Regions from separate parts of the Mus musculus genome. Here region 2 is linked to region 1. A link is a loop called in an ENCODE intact Hi-C map of the cell type or tissue named here. Cell type or tissue: left cerebral cortex. All regions are shown on one strand.

What was found. Hi-C counts contacts between places; a loop is a spot of excess contacts. Peaks named below come from ENCODE experiments on the same cell type or tissue, not always from the same donor. Only the 100,000 strongest peaks of a DNase experiment are listed, where the experiment ranks them.
Region 2: a loop joins it to region 1, with 8 times the contacts of the local background. A loop is called at or near these places in 2 of 42 quality-filtered maps.

What each region holds. Positions count from the first base shown.
Region 1 is chr6:27,684,798-27,692,797 of GRCm38, reverse strand. All of the region lies in intron 5 of Grm8 (glutamate receptor, metabotropic 8), which reads left to right. Among named protein-coding and RNA genes, the nearest start is that of Mir592, 250 kb to the left of the region's middle. In left cerebral cortex, no CTCF peak of the experiment used is centred here; a DNase peak (open chromatin) is centred at 3,180.
Region 2 is chr6:27,784,754-27,792,753 of GRCm38, reverse strand. The region is part of intron 2 of Grm8 (glutamate receptor, metabotropic 8); the gene reads left to right. Among named protein-coding and RNA genes, the nearest start is that of Mir592, 150 kb to the left of the region's middle. In left cerebral cortex, no CTCF peak of the experiment used is centred here; DNase peaks (open chromatin) are centred at 3,018 and 3,401; H3K27ac peaks cover 678 bases.

The DNA.
Region 1 (8,000 bases):
CTTTATCTTCTTTAGATTCAGTGTATCTGGTTTTATGTGGAGGGCCTTGATCCACTTGGACTTGAGCTTTGTACAGGGAGACAAGAATGGATCGATTTGCAATCATCTATATGCTGACTGCCAGTTGAACCAGCACCATTTGTTGAAAATGCCCCCCCACCCCCACTGGATGGTTTTATCTCCTTTGTTAAAGATCAAGTGGCCATAGGTGTGTAGGTTTCTTTCTGGGTTTTCAGTTCTATTGCATTGATCTTACCTGCCTGTCAAAGTACTAATACCATACAGTTTTTATCACTATTGCTCTGTAGTACAGCTTGAGGTCAGGGATGTTGATTTCCCCCAGATATTCTTTTCTTAAAAGTAATCCTTCAAGACAAATTTGTACTCCACAAATATTCTTGAATGTGAGGTTTTCCATTAGAGAGTGGCTGACTTACCATGAGCTACACTCTTAGAGAAAATTGCCTCTCCCAGCAGCTAACAATTACCATTAGCTTCCTCAATTGAGTGAGCCCAACTCCCATCTCTGTGGTGGAATTTTGTCAGGTTTGGGCTCACACAGGTTTTGCACATGCAGTCATAATATATGCAGCCATCCTGCTGTGTCTGGATGATAATGTTTCTTTGAAGTTTTCCACAGCCTCAGATTCTTGGACTCTTTTCCTCTTCCCGTGTGAACTCTTGGGAGTTGGGTTGTAGTGTAAGTGTTTCCCGTAAGACTCAGTATTCTACAATTTCTTATACTCTGCACCTTGGCCAACTTTGGGCCATTGTGTTAATCACGATCAACTACAAATATATGCTTATCAGATGGAGAGTGAGAGGTGATTTGCCTGCATGTAACTATAAGTCCTTAGGAGTCTAAAGCCATTACTTATTTACCAGTAAAACAGTGATAAGGCCTCCAACCCATGGTCTCTCTAGACACATATTCTTAGCCTGATAATGTACAAGGTATGGGTATCCTCAGGTAGTAGAAGCTATGTTCTGGTTGGTTTTAAGGTTTTATTTTGATGGGAACACTCGGACTATGATTCCACATAAACAAACGTGTCACTACTAAAAATGTTACAGTAAGAAAGTATGCACATTCAAAAGAATTGTTTTTTGTTTGTTTTGCCTTTTATAATAAAAACTATGTTTTATATTTTATTAAGTTATTTGTTTGCCTTACAACCGTCTTTGCAGCTTCCCCCTTGTTCTCCTCCAAGATTTTCACTCTTTCCCCTCCATTCTACCCATCCTCTCATTCTCAGAAAAAGGAGGCCTCCCAAGAGTATCAACTAGCCTTGGCATATCAAGTTATAGTTAGACTAGGGGCATCTTCTTCTACTGAAGCTAGACAAGGCACCCAGTTTAGGGAAAGGAATCCAAAAGCAGGCAATGTGGTCAGAGAAGCCCCTGATCCCACTTTAGGAGTCCCACATGAAGACTCAGCTACACAACTATTACATATGTGCAGAACATCTTAGTTTGTCCCACGCATGCTCCTTAGTTGCCAGCTTAGTCTTTGTGAGCCCCTATGTGTCCACAGAAGTTGACTTTATAGGTTTTCTTGTAGTGGCCTTGACCCCTCTGGCTCCTTCAATCCTTCCTCCTGTCTTCTGCAGGATTCCCCAAGCTCCATTTAATGTTTATCAAAGAAACCTTGTTACATTAAAGTGAACTTCAGGAATCTGCTGGCCAGTCACTAATCCTTTTTAATAGTCATGGTGAAGAGCGGTGATAAGGGTGGAAATGATGTAGGTTGTCAAGTTAGACTGATTTGAGGGACTCCCATAGTAGTTTTATTAGACAAGTGATCTGGACAGAATTGTGTCACTACTCCTTCAACACTCATATTCCTTTGCGGAAACCTTAACTTCTGATATGTGTACTGGGAAACAGCTTTCAGATGCTTATTAAGATCAAGTAGTGGAACAGAGCTGGAGACCAAGCTGGTGGGTCCAATAAGTCTTATAAGAAGGGGAGAAATAGAGGACTATTCGAGGCCTGCACTGGATAAAGGCTAGACAAGCACAGGGAGAGAAGGCAGCTATATGCACACCAGGAAGGCAGCTTTCACCAGAACCTCGCCATCCTGGCACTCTGATCCAGACTGTCAGAAGCAAGTGTCTGTTTGCTTATACCACTCAGCTAGGGTATTTCAGTCTGAGATGAGGAAAGGAATGTTACTTAACCTTTTTTCTTCAAGAAAATCAGAATAATTTCTACTTCTCAAGTCCATAGTGAGAACTAAATAGGTCACACCATAGAGCTTGAGAACATACTGAAAAGACTGTGAGCAAAACTCCTTAATGGATTTATATATGATTGCAGAGCCACACTGATTGCACATTCCTGACTCTATGGACTACAGTACCCAGAAATTTTGATGAAAATATGGATTCCCATCCTCACATATACCTGATGAATCAGACTTCCTGGTAATGCCAAGGAGTATTGATTGTATAAATTTCAGACAATCTGCCTACTAAATTTTAGTAACCTGTGTCAAAGGAATACCGTACAAACCAATGCCTCAAAATGTTTGTTCAAAGGTGTGCAAATGCCAAGCACTCGGATTAAAGTGGTTTATGTCAGCAGATGCTAATCAGTGTAAAGAAGATTAACAGAAGTCCCTATCTGAAAGCCTGTTCTAGTATCTGCCTTGGCCATTGTTGATTTGCATGGAAGTACTTTAGAAAGACCACAAAGGACAGTGGATGAGTGTTGGCTGGGAAATTAATTAAGATAGTATAATAAGATTAGTGTAGCATTTTATAAATCATGACCCTATTTAAATACCACCTTCTAATCGATAATATAGGAGGACACAGTGTGTTGAACTGGAGGAAGTGGCTATTTCTATTGCTTTGCCCACACCATCTTGACTAACTAGCAGGCAAAGTCTCCTTTCTGTCGGCATATATAAAAGCCGAACAGAAGGAAAACATCAGCAGTGTTCCGTCTCTGGTTCCCAGAAATATTGACTTCTTTTTTTAGTGATACTAAGTCTCATCTAAATGATTAAATCTTTAAAGAGAATGCCAAAGACCCAGCAAATGGTAATTACAATGCCTAATCCACCTCCTCACATCCTCCTGCAAGACAATATTTACTCTGGGTTATGGGTTTGCCAGAACAATCAGAGCTGTGCCTCAGCTGCTGGGTGTTCAGCTGTATCTCAGCCATGCATCTTTGCAAGATGTTATGAAGATCCAACTGGAACTCACAAGCTTTGTCAATGGTTAAAAATGTCTCACTAGAAATATATTAGCATTTGCACTTGGATCTCAGTTTGACTTCTTTTTTTACTCCAAGTAATTTTAGCTCCCTCCTCTCGTCTTCCCTCTGCTAATGTGCTTAATCTAACAAGCCATATGTGATCGTGAGCCTTGCGATATTTACAGACCTCTTTAGATCTGAGAATGGATTTATTCTTCCTTGAGGGTCTACTATGTATCAGGTGCCTAGCTGGTCAATGAAGTCTAGATTTGTCAAAACTGACACTAAATAAAACATATCTGGTGTTTCAACCTGTAGATGGAGCGTGCTCATTGTGCACCTGCTTACATGTTGTAGTTTCTTCTTTTAGCACAGCCATTTTCTGTGATAATACATTTGTAGGTCTCAGTATCATTTCCTAACATCATTCTCAATGACTGTCTGCCAATGTTTTAAATGTTTCTGTGTTTCTTCTTTGACTCCCCCATAACATTTTCCTGACTTGTGTTAATTTCCCATTGTTGCTGTAACAAATCAGCACCACCACGATGTCTGGAAACAACACCTATTATCTTACAGTTCTGAAAGCAAAGACATTTGAAACAGGTCTCCCGGACCAAAGTCTGTAGCTACATTCCTTCTTCCAGGCGCTAAGAGATCATCTGGGGGGAGGGGAGGGGAGGGGAGAGGGGGGAGAGGGGGAGGGGGGAAAGGGGGAGGGGGAGAGGGGGAGAGGGGGAGAGGAGAGGCTGCTGCTTTGTTCCCCCCCTTTCCTTTTCTAGTATTTAGAGGCTACTCATATTTATCACCCTGCCACCTCTCCAGGTCTGCCTCATCTTCTCCTCACCCCCCACTTCTGAACTTGCATGTTAGCTTTATGTAAATGTTCTCTGGTAACTGCCCTAAATTTAGCTGATTAACAACTTTGATTCCACTTATATAACAGTACATTTGAATGTTTCCCAGAAATAGAATATGGACATTTTTATGCTACATGCATGTAGTGTCTGTCTATCTGTCTGCCTGTCTCTGTCTTTGTCTCTGTTTCCCTCCTGCATCTCTCTCTCTCTCTCTCTCTCTCTCTCTCTCTCTCTCTCTCTCTCTCTCTCTCCCTCCCTCCCTCCCTCCCTCCCTCCCCCCACTCTTTTGCTCCCTCTGTTGGTGTTAAGTAAATATTAGTTACTAAATCTTTCCCTCAGAAAACAATGTTGTAAGAGAGATGCTTTGCTTCTCCACCCCACTAGCAATCTGTGATGGAAAAATCACCTGCTTGCAGGACTAAACTTAATGATTAGATAAGACCATTCTGGATTTTCAGTATTTAACCTCTTCAACATCTTCTTGATTTAATAACATCTTCCTTTCTCCTGGTGCCCAACTGCACAAGGCTGCTGAGCTCCTTCTCAGCAGCTGTGATGCCCAGTGGGTCACTAGTGTCCATTTCCCATCTAGAGCCCATGTTCTCTTCAGAGACTAGGCTCAATTTCACTTCAACATAGACATATCAGACGCCTTTGGTTTAACTTGTCCATTTTACATCCTAAAATCCATATTCTATTTAGTCAGTACATACAGAGAAATGACACCTGAGTCTTCTGGTGGGAACACAAGCCATGCCTTTCTGTCTAGGTGTCTTGGAGCATATTCTCTGGGAACTCTGAGCTGCCAAGTAAGGCTCAGTGAACTGTAACCACATGAGATTTTGCACTCACCTCTCCAGATCCACCCATTCAACTTTGACTTTCAACAAGGCTCTAGAAATATGAGCAAAGCTAGTATGGACTATCTGGAGCAGTCCAGATATCCATTCCTGAGAAAGACCTTCAAATGATGTTAAACTGTTGCTCATTTAGACCTCCCCTGAATGTTTGCTGCATACAATTGTAACAAACTGTCAAGTGGTGATGATTCTAAGCCATGGAATTTGGAGATAATTTGTCATGTGCCAAGGCATGACTGGAATATTACTTAGTAGCTTTCAGGGCCTAAAAGTGAACTGTGTAATACATGTTAAGTCTCATTTCATGAGATCTTAAAGTTGTCACAATGCATAGAAAATGCAGGGCTTCGAGTATAGACACTACCATATCTTTTGATCTTCATATACACTGCTGCTTATATAAAATGAAGTGTATATTTTTGACTGGATTTTCAGGTCTTTCTCAGATAGGTTTCAGAGTAAAGTAACAAATATTGGTTACAGAAAGAAAAACTCTGATCATAAAATTAGCATATGCTTTCTAGTAATAAAATGAAAATCTGATGGAACATGGCCATCTTCCTTTCCCATGTGAACAGTTCTTATCCTTTCATTCAAAATAGAAAAAGAACAAAGGTCATGTTTTTTCCCTTAGTGTAAGCATAGTAAATCCCACTATGACTGACCAGGACCAGGAAGTGGGAGTGGGTGGTCAGGTGAGCAGGGGTAAGGGGAGAGGGGATGGGGGTTTTTGGAGGGAAAACCAGGAAAGGGGATACATTTGAAATGTAAATAAAGAAAATATGTAATAAAAAAGTCAAAAAATTATTTTTAAATAAAAAGAAAGCTCACAGAGATAAGTATTAATGCAACAGAAATATATACTTGAGTCCCATGATTATAAAAACAAGATAACAAGTAAGAGAGGTGTCTTTAAAACAGCAGTACATGTTCCCACATGGGAAGGTGACAATTATTAAAAATGATGAGCATGTCTGTTATCCCAGGCTGTCATCTTAGCACCTTTGAGATCGAGGCAGCATGACACCAACTTGGAATACACAGGAAAACCATGTCTAAAAAATGTGTAAGTAGTATCTATGACTGTCGGAGGAAAAGTAAAGTATACTTTAATAAAAATATGATAAAATAATAAGATTAATTGTGATAATTTGAATTGTATACAGTATAACATTTATCACTATTTTTTGGGAACAAAATGCATTACCTTGGGACATTTTATAATTTAATACTCTATCAAACAGTTTAAATGAATTGAGATTAAAGAAAACTTTTAAAGACCAGATACTGATTTAAATGTATAAAAATATATTAAGTGTATATCAGACCTGATTCTTATTAATGCAGATCCTAATTAAGATTGGGAAGACACTAAATCTAAACATAAAAGCTTTGACACAAACACATTTCTTATAGGTCATTTCTTTGCCACTGGTGAAATTAGCCACTTCATGCCAGATCAGACTATATTAATGGCAGGTTTATTAGGAAGCTGTTTTAAGCTTAGTTCATTGTTCCCAAAGATTGAGGGAGGTCAGGAGAGACCCCTCACGCCACTGGGAGAGAGAAAGATGGAGAAGGGGGAAGAGAAAGAGAAAAAGGGCATGTGGGCAGAGAGAGAGAGAGAAAGAGAGAGAAAGAGAGAGAGAGAGAAACACAAAATGTTTGGATTATATAAGGAGGAGCCTCTGGGGGAAGGGCAGCCCAGCTCCTGGGATGGAAAGTTCAAGGTTGGGGACAGGGTATGCCAGATAGAGAATGAGGGATGCTGGGAGAACCTGGAGGCCAGGTTTGCTTTGGAATGTAAAATATGCACCTCAGTCCCTTATCCTGAGGTCTGAGACCAGCAATTTCTACGTCTTAGACTAGATATAGTAGAAGTTGTCTTAGAAAACTCAGTACTGACCTGATTGTTGGTGGAGAAACATGGCATAAGAACATGATCCAGCTTAAGACTTAAGTCTGAGTTAATTAGCTGCAAGTTAACCTTTTCTTACAGACTGACCAGGGTGTTTTGAGTACTAAATATAGTATTTTGGTCCTGGCCACACGGAAGTGGAAACATTGTGGGGGGTTTTCCCCGATGTCTTTTTCCTAATGTCACTCTTCTATTTTCCTGCTGGGTTTGGCTAGGTACTTCCAATAAGATCCCCAGGTAACCCCTTGTTCAAATTTTATACTTCTTAGCGTTCTGATTTTGCCAGCTAAAGAAGATAAAATGGCATCCCAAAACAATTGTGCATGATGCGTTCAATTCTACCATGAGGATATTGTACTACCTGAATCTTTGGGATACAGACACCAGCGTTAGACGGCCAGTTTCAGGTGCTCATTCAGTGCTCTGGAGATTGGGCTTGAGATTCTGTTTGTCTCAAGCTCCAAGGTGCTGCATCGCCAGCATGACGCAAACCATGCTAAGTGAAAGAAGAACGCCGCCCATGTTTACTCTTCTTTGTTTTCCCATGGGTTGTGGACTGTGAGTGCACTGACGTTTGTGAATGGCACTGTCTACCTCACGCTGGTGTTTGTGAATAATGTACGAGGCGAATTGCCTGCCTCCGATTGATCTGGTGGGTGTTCTTACAAGTGGGCCGTGAATTTCTACAAAGAAATTTCTTCTGCAATACCCAAGCAGGGTTTGGAGAAAATGCTGACGACGCTGGCAATAACTTGATGACAAAAATAATTTTTCTGACACTGTGGAGAATGCCAGGCCAAAGGCCTCAGAAGTAAATTTAGACAATATAACTTACTGGTACCTTCAATGCCCCCTTCAACCACCTGTCCCTTTGGCTTTCTTTGATTGGCTAATCATGCAATTGTATAGTCTAATAGATGTTCTTTAATAAATCAGGTGCGGGGTTTTGAGAGTCCAAGATAAAGTTGCAGGTTCTTAGGTGGAAGTTCTTACAAATACTTGTGCTAAGGTAACGTTCTTTTCCTCACGGTCTGATTTAGATGTGTCAAGAGGTGTGTTTAAGAGGAGGGTAAGTTGTGGAATTTTGATTCCATTTGCTCTTATGTGTTAATTGTCTACTGACCTAGAGAACCGTTCATTTTATGTTTCAGTAGA
Region 2 (8,000 bases), 100 kb before region 1:
GTTTTCCGTCCCTCCTTCTCTCCCTCCGTTTTTCTGTTCATGTTCCCTCCTTCCTTTCCTCCTCCTTCCATTCTTCTTTCCTTCCTTTCCTGCCTTCTGTACAGTGCTTCATTTTATATTTATTTATTTGCATAAAGAAGCTTTACACTTACGGAAAAGGTAGTGTACAATCTTCAGTTTAGTAAGTCAAAGAACAATGCTGATTTTGCATCTTCTAAACCATATTAACAGTGTTATTCACATTTTCTCAGAAGATGTGACCAGGCACAGGCAGGAGAAATTTAATAGTAACTCCTCATTTTAAAATAATTTATTTTCTTAGTTCTATTTATGTATGCCTGGGTACATGAGAGCAGGAGCCTGCAGAGGTCTGATGTATTGGATCGCCTGGAGCTGGGGTTACAGGCAGTTGTGAGCTACCTAACACAAGGACAAGGAACTGAATTCAAGTCCTCTGGAATAAGTTAAGTGCTACTAAGCTACTAAGGCGTATCTACAGCTAAGTTTCCAGCTATTAACTGTCAGAAAAAAAGTAGGATAGAAGGTTTAGTGAAAGATTTTACTAGAAGACATTGGACAGAGATTAGTACATTCATTCATCTGTTTAATCCAACAACTTTTAATGATGGTTCTTAAATGCTTTAACCTCCCCTTTACCCACCCACCAGAGGTAGTAGAAAAGAAAGGATATGGGGGAAGTAGAACTGTTTAGAAAAGTTCTTTGAAGCAACTTCCATTTGTGTTGTCTGGAAACCAGCAGTTCAGTTCAGAGGTTTGTAGAGACAGCTCCATTCACTCACAAACACTTCATGAATATATAAGCAATCCAGTTCAGTAGAGTTGGGATAGGAAACCTAAATCAGCAGTGGTGGCAGCTAGACCTCAGCCTCAGCGTGAGTCAGCAGGAGGGATCAGGGCCAACACCAGGAAGAGTTCTTGGCTGTGCCTTTCTTAGGGAAGCAAGGATCAGTGAAGATCTGAGACCAACAAGCATTGCACAGCTAGCTCAGTAATCAAGCCTAGCTTAGCCTTCATCACTGTCTATAAAGCTCTATTTATACTTCCTCCAAACACCACATGTTCTCCCTGGGTCTTGTCTCCGAATGTGTCTTGCCTCAGCACATGTATCAGTCTCAGCTGACATTGTTCAGCCAATCAACTTGAGTCTAAAAAAGGAGCAAAAACTACAGCATACCACCAGAAGTTTTTGGGTACATTTCTGTCTATAGAGCTCAACTACGCAATGTAAGGCAGACCAATACATGCATGTTGTTAGCCAAGAATCCCTTATCATGTGTCCTTTTACATGCTTGATTTAGCAGAACATCCTATTTCTTGTGTCTGCTTCAGCTAAATGTTCCTTTACGTGTCTGCCTAGCCTTTCACCTGTGTCCACCTCAGGAAAACACTCCTTCATGTGTTCTCCTCAGCAAAACACTATCCAACACAACTGACTTCCCAAAGAACCTATGAGTTTCCATTTCAAACAACCATCAATTTACTTCCCTATGAGTATGGCTTTTGAAAGTCCTTGGAGACTCAGAGTTAGAGGCACATCTTTAACCTTATAGAGAAAAGGTCTTTGTAGAAAAAAATCAACAACTGAAAGCTGCCATAACGCAGTGAGATAAATGATCTGATGACAGTATTTTAGTCTCTGATGGTGTAGTATTCAATGCTGCATTGAACACAGTGAGGGTGTGGATTCAGAGTAGTCCATGAGGGGGTCTAGTCTATGATGAGTCAGGCAGGGCATGTTCAGATGAAGGCTCATCTACACATGCTTTTGTGCTGCTGAGCAGGTGTGAAGGAGACACAGATTATATGCTATGCCATTGAGGTCAGATATTGTTTTTGAAATCAATGGAAGACATCCTGTAAGAATTTGACAGAGGAATCACATTCTCTTTAAGGCCAATATTTTAGACCACATGTGACACCAATCACTGAAATAGAGGCAGAAATGTGACAGAAGAATTTACTGAAGTAATCCCTGTGAGGGATAAGGGCAGAGCAGAGGCAGGGAGGTATACTTGCAAAGATCTGGGGTTTGAAACACTGGTGCCCTGTGACACACTAAACAAGGGCAATTAAGCACAGAGAACAGGATAAGATAATTGGATAGTCTTCTGCTAAAATTATTTCTGCAAAAAAATCTCTCTATGGGTGAAAGACTAGGCTAAATAATATCTATAATTCTTTTCCAGGTATATGGGTCATAACTTAAAATTTTTATTAACTTTCAGATCGCCTGACAGCTTCAACTAATTATAATAAGATGCAATAAATCTGAAGTTTAGCATCTACACAGTGCAGTGGGACACTGTTTCAGCAGTCACACTATGAAAATATTGAGCCCTCACCTTTCCCTATTGGCAAGGCTCATGGGCAATGATATATTGTTGGCAAAAGTATCACTTGGTATACACCTTTTCAAGAATTATTTTTAATGATGTGTCATTGTGTGTGTCTGTGTAAATGTACATGAATGCTTATGCCCGTGGAGGTCAAAGGTTTTGGATCCCCTGAAGCTAGAGTTGTAGACAGTTGTGAATTGCTCCACATGCACACAGGGAACTCAGCTTGGGTCCTCTGGAAGAGGAGCAGTACTCTTAACTACTAACAAATCTCTCCAGGCCCTGGTCAAAATCTTTGGAAGAATAATTTAATGTTATATACTAAAAGCTATAAATATTCCAACACAGTCTTGAACTATGCAGAACAGAGTAGATAGAAAAAATATAAGAAAATAACTACATCAATGAAGTGTGTATTACTACAGCATTTAGTTCTATGAAATATTGGTCATGATATTAATGTCCAAGAACAAGGATGTGTAGGTGAATTTCCTTACATTAATTCCAGAAGATAGAGAAGCTGAGAAAACCTTGACTTTGTGAACAGTATCCTGTGTGCTGGTGCATCATCTTTTGCTCAGATCCTAGACTACTTTTGTTTCCCTTCTGAATAGATTGGAGGTCTACCAACGCGATTACGCTCAGTGACAACCCACATCTAAGGGAGTAGATTTATATTCAGAATCACAGACAATGGTAGGCTTCTCTGGACAAAAGCCATAATATTTTCAATGCTAAGATGGGAAATGTATGGCAACCATCTCCCCTTTTTTTCTTTAGCATTCATCCTTTACCTTTCCATAGTGTGATGCCTTGGTGACATTTTAACAATTATAAAAGAAAATGAAAACAAAAGTCTTATTTTTGCTGTAAGGTTGTATTGTTTATCCCTTCAGCTTCTCCACGAGATGACTTGTTATTATGCTTCCCAATTTAGAAGAGTTAGATATTTAATAATAGAACCCATGTGCAGCGGCTCTAGCCCTGCATCCTGCTTTCTAAAAATGCATTCAGCACCAATTTCACAGAGGCCCACCTACACTCTTGGAGCTATTTAATTTCTCACAGTTTTGTGCTCATGTTGTGCTTTGGCACCCGTGCAAAAAGAAATGAAATCCTAACCAATCCTCAGCAAAACAGAAGAAATATATATAATGAGCCCTAGAAAGGATGAGTCTAGTATTACTTGGGATAGCTTTTTAAGCAATAACAAAAAGAACTAAAGAAAAGGCCCCCGCTTGATGAGGCCTTGTTCTCTGCTTGTCCTTAACCATAAGTTGTTAGGACATTTCTATAGCCTTTTACCTTCCTTCTATTCCCTCCACTATTCGGAATTTTCTTTCTCTTAAGCAACTCCTGGTCTTGCCAGCCTGAGTCCAGGCAACATTCACAGGAGACATATTTTCTGGAAGTAGCATTTATTTGCTCTTGGATTGGTCCTTATACATTTTTTCTCTCTCTCTCTGATTCCTCACTAAACTCTCACACGTATTTTAAACCCCAGGAACTTGTGTCCATTAATTTCTTTCACACAATGCTATGTCCACTACAACATATTAAAAACTTAACTCTTACTTTAAAAATCAAAAATTTAAATATAATACAATTACATCATTTTCCTCTTCCTTTTCTTCCTCAATCCCTCCCATGTATCTTCATCCCTTGCTTCCTTTCAAAATAGGCCTTTGCTTTCTTTTGATATGTATATAATATAATTTATACACATTCTATATATGCTTAAGTATATAGCTACAACCCACTCAGATTATTTAATGTTGTTTGTATGCATCTGATTTCAGCACTGACCACGCAATTTTGGGTAATCAGGAGCCTTTTCCTTGGGGAATACTGTTCTCCTGGCTCTTGTCATTCCTTAGATTCCTGTAGTTCTTTGTTTAGGAATGAGTCAAATAACTTGATTTTTACTGAAGCCATCAATTGCCACAAGGATTAGTAATCCTTCTTTTCTAAAAAGGAAGGAAGGAAGAGCAGAGGGGCAAAGGAAGGGTGAGAAGGAAAGGAAGAAGAAAGGAAGAGAAAAAGCAACATTATCTTATGGGGATTGTGGACATGATTGAAAGTGAATAACTATTGTTCTTGGTAGACAATGTGAATGCTGGATTCCCTACACTCAGGGATACTTGGGAGACCCAGAGGGACTGCATGCTTTAAATTCTGTCATATATCTTGGGTATCCTAGGTTTTGGGCTAATATCCACTTATCAGTGAGTACATATTGTGTGAGTTCCTTTGTGAATGTGTTACCTCACTCAGGATGATGCCCTCCAGGTCCATTCATTTGCCTAGGAATTTCATAAATTCATTCTTTTTAATAGCTGAGTAGTACTCCATTGTGTAGATGTACCACATTTTCTGTATCCATTCCTCTGTTGAGCGGCATCTGGGTTCTTTCCAGCTTCTGGCTATTAAAAATAAGGCTGCTGTGAACATAGTGGAGCATGTGTCCTTCTTACCCGTTGGGGCATCTTCTGGATATATGCCCAGGAGAGGTATTGCTGGATCCTCCGGTAGTACTATGTCCAATTTTCTGAGGAACCGCCAGACTGATTTCCAGAGTGGTTGTACAAGCCTGCAATCCCACCAACAATGGAGGAGTGTTCCTCTTTCTCCACATCCACGCCAGCATCTGCTGTCACCTGAATTTTTGATCTTAGCCATTCTGACTGGTGTGAGGTGGAATCTCAGGGTTGTTTTGATTTGCATTTCCCTGATGATTAAGGATGTTGAACATTTTTTCAGGTGCTTCTCTGCCATTCGGTATTCCTCAGGTGAGAATTCTTTGTTCAGTTCTGAGCCCCATTTTTTAATGGGGTTATTTGATTTTCTGAAGTCCACCTTCTTGAGTTCTTTATATATGTTGGATATTAGTCCCCTATCTGATTTAGGATAGGTAAAGATCCTTTCCCAATCTGTTGGTGGTCTTTTTGTCTTATTGACGGTGTCTTTTGCCTTGCAGAAACTTTGGAGTTTCATTAGGTCCCATTTGTCAATCCATAATCAGCATCCAAACGCTGACACCATTGCATACACTAGCAAGATTTTATCGAAAGGACCCAGATGTAGCTGTCTCTTGTGAGACTATGCCGGGGCCTAGCAAACACAGAAGTGGATGCTCACAGTCAGCTAATGGATGGATCACAGGGCTCCCAATGGAGGAGCTGGAGAAAGTAGCCAAGGAGCTAAAGGTATCTGCAACCCTATAGGTGGAACAACATTATGAACTAACCAGTACCCCGGAGCTCTTGACTCTAGCTGCATATGTATCAAAAGATGGCCTAGTCGGCCATCACTGGAAAGAGAGGCCCATTGGACACGCAAACTTTATATGCCCCAGTACAGGGGAACGCCAGGGCCAAAAAGGGGGAGTGGGTGGGTAGGGGAGTGGGGGTGGGTGGGTATGGGGGACTTTTGGTATAGCATTGGAAATGTAAATGAGCTAAATACCTAATAAAAAATTAAAAAAAAAATAAATTCTGTCATAGAATGACAAGATGCAGGACAAGAACTTAATGTATTTTGAGTGGTGTGGTTTTCCCCGATATCATGCCCAAGTCATGTTATAAAATCTTTGAGACTTAAGATGAATATTTATTACTTGGTATTGAAGGAATGTCTTATGAATCTAATTCCGTCACTTTTTCCATCAGTCTGATAACACATTTTCTTAAGATCAGGATTTGGCCTTGAGTCCCCTGCCCGTTCAGTGCTTTGCATGAGAGCGTTCTCTGTATTTCTGGTGTTTGATTCCCTTCTCTCCTTAGTAAGTGCTGAGGGGCTAAGGAGTCTCTTCAGTCTCCATATGGACTGGAAATAGGTAGCCCATTTGGTGTTGGAAAATAAATCATGACAAAGTCTTTCTGGAACACTGAGAGGTAATTAATCTCAGGTTCCCCCAAATATACCACATATTTAAAGCTACATGTGGCTGCATTCCTATCACAGATTAATGAGATCTGTGATTTAGTTCTCACATAGGATTCATCAAGTTTCAGTCTAGATGAGTGAGCTGAAATTTGCCACAAAGCTTTTTCTGATCTTCTTCTCCTCTTGAAGCAAACTTATCAGGATTTCTAACTTTACCTGGAGGGTTATGGATGGCAGCCCCTGGCATATTTATTCATTTTTGGAATTACTACTGAACACCTTATCAAATTTAGAACCTGTTTTCTGACAGAATAGTAGAAAACTGACACTAATGTTCTGCCTACCACGATCCCCTCTGGCTTCTCCTATGTTCCCTTTTACCCTGCTGCTACTTTGCCAATTGAACAGCACACTCTTTATGTCCCTTGAAATGCATATATAATGTTACTTGGGTAATTGTATGTAGGTGAGAAAGTTCTTATTTATTTACCTTTTGGTATGGATGACTGAGTTAATACTGAATGGCAAATAGTATCAGTCAGAGTGCCAATTATTTAATTTCAATGATACGACTTTGTTATTAAAACCATTTACTACATCTGCCTGTCATGCTGATAGCCCTGAGTTTGATCCCCAGTAACACTGAGTAGGAAAAAGTAAAGACCAGCTCCTGACACATTTGAAAGGTGTCTTTGGAGGGTAAGCATGAAACAACTCGTAGCTAGGTTAGCAGTGAGCACCACAGAAAGCTGATTCTTTAACCAGGAAAACATAGATTTTCATGTGTTCTTATTGTAATCAATATGTACTACATCTGTGTTGCGTTCATAAACAGACTGAGCAAGTACCTGTTACATCACTAACCAAAACCAAATAAATTAATACATAGTAATATAGGCACAAGTGTAAATAGATAGTTTTCTTTTTTAAAGAGAAATCATTTAGGGAAGATGATTGGCTAACATATTGGATTCAAATCTTACAACCATATTGAATGAAGCTCTTTTGATTTTACAAAGCATGTGGATAGTTTAACCTAAGTGATGTCATATACAGTACAATTGCACTTGTCAAAAAATTTACCCTACTTCTCTCACTTGATCAGATTTCAGGCAAAATTGTCTTCAACATCATTTAACTATTTAGTTGTATCATATATTTACATGATATGTTTATACTGAATCTTTTTATTTTTTAAACATTGATCCATGTTGTCCTTATAATATGACTTAAGTCCCTGAAATACACAGATTGGAAACAGACAGACAGACAGAAAGACACACACACATGCATATACAAATATATAGGTATATTATATATGTATATGTTATACATATAATTCATATCTCTGAATGTTCTAGTGATATTCTGTACAATTTTGCTTTAATTCATTTTATGTGATTCTATTATTATAACTGTACACAGAATGTTACAGTTGGTCTAGATATTATAGTTATTAAAAATAACTTTCTTAGGCAACATTTGGGTTCTTTGGAATTAATCATCTTTCTTTGACATATGTTTGATTTTTACATATCTATTATTTCTTCAACTCCAAACTCTGAAAGAACTAGAAATATTCTTTTTTTTTAATAGTTTTTTATTACGTATTTTCCTCAATTACACTTAGAATCCTATCCCAAAAGTCCCCCATACCCTCCTCCCCACTTCCCTACCCACCCATTCACATTTTTTTGGCCCTGGTGTTCCCTTGTACTGGGGCATATAAAGTTTGTGTGTCCAATGGGCCTCTCTTTC